Regions from separate parts of the Mus musculus genome. Here region 2 is linked to region 1. A link is a loop called in an ENCODE intact Hi-C map of the cell type or tissue named here. Cell type or tissue: gastrocnemius. All regions are shown on one strand. Each heading gives the region's core, and the rest is flanking DNA. Links, peaks and the distances in the headings are about the cores only.

What was found. Peaks named below come from ENCODE experiments on the same cell type or tissue, not always from the same donor. Only the 100,000 strongest peaks of a DNase experiment are listed, where the experiment ranks them.
Region 2: a loop joins it to region 1, with 3 times the contacts of the local background. A loop is called at or near these places in 9 of 42 quality-filtered maps.

Annotation. Positions count from the first base shown.
Region 1 is chr1:140,068,207-140,071,136 of GRCm38, reverse strand. No RefSeq gene overlaps it. Among named protein-coding and RNA genes, the nearest start is that of Gm26048, 66 kb to the right of the region's middle. In gastrocnemius, for the core only: no CTCF peak of the experiment used is centred there; a DNase peak (open chromatin) is centred at 1,461.
Region 2 is chr1:139,873,578-139,876,507 of GRCm38, reverse strand. No RefSeq gene overlaps it. Among named protein-coding and RNA genes, the nearest start is that of Cfhr2, 16 kb to the right of the region's middle. In gastrocnemius, for the core only: no CTCF peak of the experiment used is centred there; no DNase peak of the experiment used is centred there.

The DNA.
Region 1 (2,930 bases), core at 244-2,743:
AGAAAAAGAAGAAAAGAAAAAGAAAAAGAAAAAAATCTCTGCAATTTTGATTATTGGGTTCAGCAAATGACAGAGTGCTTTTTCTCTTGAAATTATACCTAGAAAAGTAAAAATTCTTTGTTTGGTCTAAATTTATAAGATTTGTGTAGCCAATTTACTTGGTTTCTAACTGGTCTTAACGTTAGAAATATGCTTTGCATGTCTTGGTCATACAGTATTAGCTTATAAGTTATTGGGTATGATTAAAAAGGGTTAAAATTGGCAACAAGAAAGTTTGCTTAAAACTAGTATACTGGCTAATTTTGTTTCAACTTGACACAGGCTGGAGTTATCATAGAGAAAGGATCTTCAGTTGTGGAAATGCCTCCATGAGATCCAGCTGTAAGGCATTTTCTCAATTAGTGGTCAAGTGGGGAGGTCTCCTTGTGGGTGGGACCATCTCTGGGCTGGTACTCTTGGGTTCTATAAGAGAGCAGGCTGAGCAAGCCAGGGGAAGCAAGCCAGTAAAGAACATCCCTCCATGGCCTCTGAATCAGCTCCTGTTTCCTGACCTGCTTGAGTTCCAGTCCTGACTTCCTCGGTGATGAACAGCAGTGTGGAAGTGTAAGCTGAATAAACCCTTTCCTCCCCAACTTGCTTCTTGGTCATGATGTTTGTGCAGGAATAGAAACCCTGACTAAGACAATTGGTAACTCAGGGTTGGAGTCATTTTAAACAACAACATGTGGCATGAACCAGCCCAGGAAAACCAGGCCTCTAAAGATACTTCTAAATTGGGATGATATTTTATGTAATTTTTATTCTAGATACTTGCCTTATAAGGGATAAGATTTAAAACAATGTCTCTTTAATAAAGCCCTAAAAGTTGCACTGTCATGCATTCATACATAAGAATTGGCAGCCAAACTTTGGAACATGAAAGTGATGCTTTTGGTATAGATTTTTAAAGAGAATAGATTGTTTAAATTTGAGCTTTGCTTTCCAAAATTTATGGTTATATTCTCTAGTATTGCAAAATAAACTTAAAAATAGGGTTAAATTGCCAGTTTTCCATTGGCTGCAGTTTATAGTTTGATCACAACTCAGGATTCTTAACTCATCCATATACTGTAATTAGGATGATTACAAGGTAATAGAGTTAAAAACAGCTGAGGCCAGTATGGGCCTGCTACCCCCGCCCCCTTACACAAGCTTTATTGAATACAGTGTTAGAAGCAAAGTTTAAATCCCCATGAGTGGAAAGGAGATCTCAGTGGAAATTTATTGGGTATCAAACAGGCCCCTGATGAACATTTTCAGGACTTTGTGGATATGCTACTAAAAACAGCTAGTAGAATTGTTGGAGATTCTCAAGCAGGGGTTCTTTTTGTTCCTTTTGTCTTATGAGAACACTAAAGCAGCTCACTGCTGTCATATGCCCATACAAAGCAAAAGACAGACAGTAGAATTTCTCCCCTGCAATCTGTCCTCACTGCAGGAGGGATATTCTTTGGACCAGGACTCAGGAGTATGCTCAGGTTAAGAAATATTTACATTTGAGTTAATGCAAAGCTCAGAGTAGCCTCAACTAGGCTTGTTTGGCTTTCTTCTGTTTTGCAAACCCTGCATTGGGAATTTTTTTGTGACCTTGCCTCTGCTTGTCTCCTGGGAATTATTTTTAAGCCAAAACAACATCATTATAGATCTATCCAGGTGTTGTTCAAAATAAAGTTTAAACTTAAGATTTATGAAAGGACAAGGAGGCTATGGAACTTCTAAAGGCATTATAGTCTGGTCTGCCTACTCCATATAGAATTATTATGGATTTGGAAGGTTGTTTTTTCCTTTCCATCCTGATAATTGTAAAGGGTGTGATTCTAGTGACCTTGTAATAACTAAAAGGCTTTGCCTCTAGAAATGGCTAATAGCCTTACATTATATATATATATATATATATATATATATATATATATATATATATATATATATATTTGTCTCTGCTACAATACAAGAAGCTAGGAATTTTGAATCTTTCAGTGTATATTTTCTATTATATTGAAAGTATTTTATTAGCTAAGGCCTCTAAAAGGAAACTTTCTACAAACCTTTGCTCTTATACAATGAGTTTAAAGTTTGGTGGAGTAGTTGTTGCTACAGAAAAGATTCAGAGGGGATATCTCTTTCAATATTTGGTGCCTTGGTTGTATCCTAAAAAAATTGTGGCTCAAAAAATTCAAGAAAGAAAAGATGATTGGCTCACTTCAAATTATTTTCAAAAGTTTCCAGGAGATGTTAGTTGTCTAAGACCTCACCTTAATCTTACCACAGGAGAACTTAAGTCTTTGTTGGATGTTATCAAGGGAGATGCAAAGCTAACTGGTGAGAGAGCAGAAAGTAGAGGCAGCTTCTGTAATCAATCCTTAACTGCATATTCTAGTTATTGTTACTCAATGTGCCCACAGCAATTCTTTGGCAAAAGAGAGCATTAATATGGATTCATCTCTCTTCATCTCCAAGAAAAGTTTTAACATCCTATTATGAAGCTGTTATAGTGTTAATAAAGAATTATAGGATAGAATCATGAAGGTATTTTGGAAAGAATGTCTTAAAAGTCTGATGAGGCATCTATTCCTTGTTTCAAGCAGCAATTAAATTGGTTATTGCAGAATACTGATATTTGGCCTACTACATAGAAAAATTTGTAGGCAAAATTGAAAATCATTATCCAAAAATAAGTTGTTAAATTTGGGTCTGCACATGCTTTTGTATTTTGTGTAAATTTATGCATGCATCTTATAAAGAATACAACTATTGTATTTAAAAACTGCCCTTGTATGGAAGAGAGAAAAATCAAGCTTTAATTTGTATAATGATAGCCATGATATATATATATATATATATATATATATATATATATATATATATATATATATATACACATGCATGTGTGT
Region 2 (2,930 bases), core at 257-2,756, 190 kb after region 1:
ACAACATAGCACCAGTAATAGTGTCAGTTATTTGATGCACTCCCATGGGACAGACAGATCTCATGTTGGGCCAGAAATTGTTCAGAAATTCCTTCAGTCTCTGATCTATTTTTGTCCCTGCATTTCTTTGAGAACAATTTGGGGTCAAAAAATCTGAAGGTGGGTTGATATTACATCCCTCCACTGGGCGTCCAGTTGAACTATTGGAGGTGTTTTCCTCAGATTCCCTTTTCCAACTGTTGAGGTTATTGCTTATGGTCACCCACATTGAGACCTGGGAGCCTCCCAGATCCTGGGTCTCTGGGACTTTAAGGAGGATCCCCTGATGCCTTGTGCCTGGCAGCTTCAGGGTTCCATTTATTTTCCCGGCCTTCTGAGCTTCTCTTATGTTTTACCCCATACCTGATCCTGCCTCTGCCCCCTTTTCTCTTCCTGTCCCCTCTCTCACCCAGATAACACCCAGCTTCTATCTCCCATGATTATTTTATTTCACATTCTAAGTGGGACTGAAGCATCCTCACTTGGGCCTTCCTTCTTGTTTAACTTCTTAGGATCTGTGGGGTGTATCATGGGTACTCTGTTCATTTGGGCTAATAGCCACTTATCAGTGAGTATATACCATTAATGTCCTTTTGGGTCTAGGTTACCTTAGTCAAGATGATTTTTTTTCTAGTTTCACCAATTTGCTTGAAAATTCATGATATCCTAGTTATGAATAGCTAAATATCATTCCATTGTGTAAATGAACCACATTTTCTGTATCCATTCTTCGGGTAAGGGACATCTGGGTTGTTTTCAGCTTCTGGCTATTATGAATATAGTGGAGCACTTTTCCTTGTGGTATGGTAGAGCATCTTTTGGGTATGTGCACAAGAGTGGTATAACTGGGTCTTCAGGTAAAACGATTTCCAATTTTCTGAGGAACTGCCAGATTGTTTTCCAGAGTTGTTGTATAAATTTACAATCGCACTAACAATGGAGAGGTGTTCCCCTTTCTCCATATCCTGGCCAGCATGTAATGTCACTTGAATGATTTGAGAAGCCATTCTGGTTGGTGTAAGGTAGAATCTCGGGGTTGTTTTGATTTGCATTTCTTTAATGACTAAGGGTGTTGATTTTTTTTAACTTTATTTTTTATAATTGGTCAGTTTTTTCCCTTTCCACTTCTTTCAGCTTTCACAAACTGCACCTCTCACCCAAATCCCCTGCCGTCTGCTTTCCTTTAGAAAATCATAGTCCTCCAAGAGACAATAGCCAAGCATGACAACACAAGATACAATAAGACACGTTAAAAATCCTCTCATATTGAGGCTGGACAAAGCAGCCTAACAGGAGTAAAAGAGTCCCAAGAGCAGGTGAAATAGTCAGATGTACAACTACTCCCACTGTTAGGAATATCACAAAAACACCATGCTAACAGCTATAACATACACAGAAGACCTTGTGCAGATTCATACCTTCCTCTTCTTTGCTGCTTAATTCTCTGTGAGCCCATATGAACTGTGCTTATTTGATTCAGTGGGCTAGTTCTCCTGGTGTCCTCCATGCCCTCTGACTCCCAAAATTCCGTTCACCAGCCATCTTCTGTAGAATTCCCTGATCTCCAAGGGAAGGTACCCAATGAAAATCTCCAATTGAGACTCTCTCTTATGCTCCCATCAGCTGCCAGAAAAAGCCTGCCTGATGACAACTTGACAGGACACCCATTTTAGGTGTCTGAACTATCCAATCTTCAGTTCCTGGCCATCCAGTCAGTGTAGAGCTCATGGTCATTCGAGAGATGATTCATTTGTTGAGTGATAGCTCACTACCAAAGTGATAAGAGAAGCATTTTTAATAAAATGAAATGATACAGTTTGGGTGAATATAATAAAGAAATATGGTGGAAATTTTCAACAAATATTCACCAGATTACTGGAACAATTGCTACTAAGTTGAAATGAATCACTTTACAACTAAAGATATTCATTCATTTATTAAAATGTAAATGTATAAACATAATATTTATGTAAGAATTGAGAAAAGATTTTCCAAATGATTATTTTCAAATGTAAATATATAGTGTAATAGAATATCTCCATATGAGAAAAAACATTTTATTTGTTAGCTTTCTTTATTTCTTACATGTTGCATTCAACATGTGTGAATTTTCAGTGAGTACATGCTAAATTTAGATGTATAAGCACAGAAATTGTCTATTTTACCTCAATTAATTATTATTGTATATGGACTATATATTTACGATGGACATATTTAAATCATTCCTATAAAGAATCATTAGCCTGGTGTGGTGGCACATGCTTTTAATCCCAGCATTTGAGAGGCAGAGGCAAGCGAATTTCTGAGTTCAAGGCCAGCCTGGTCTACATCGTGCTTTCCAGTACAGCAAGGGCTATACAGAGAAACCCTGTCTCATACAACAACAACAACAATAACAACAAAAAACAAATAAAACAAAAACAAAAAAAGAAAAGCATCATATATTGCCTAGTCCAACAATCAAATCTCACTATTCAGATAATTTATATGTGAAAAGATTTTTAGTGTGTTTTTTATTATCATTTCATTTGTTACTTTGTATTTGGATTCTCTGTTTATGGATCTTTTTTTTTTTAATCTTTTTATACAGTCCAGTCCTTATCCCCCAACTTACACCCTCTGACCGTTTTTCATACCTGATCATGTTCCCCTTTTCCCTTCTCCCACTCAGGTCCCTCCCTCTCCCCTCCACCCATGATTGCTTTCCTCTCCCTTCCAGGTGGGACTAAGGCATCCTCAATTGGGCCCTTAGGCTTATTTATATTCTTGTGGTTTGAGGATTGTATCCATACTTTTTTGACTAATATCTACTTATTAGTGAGTACATACCATGCCTGTCCTTTGGGTCTGAGTTACTTCATTCAGGATAATATTTTCTAGTTCCATCCATT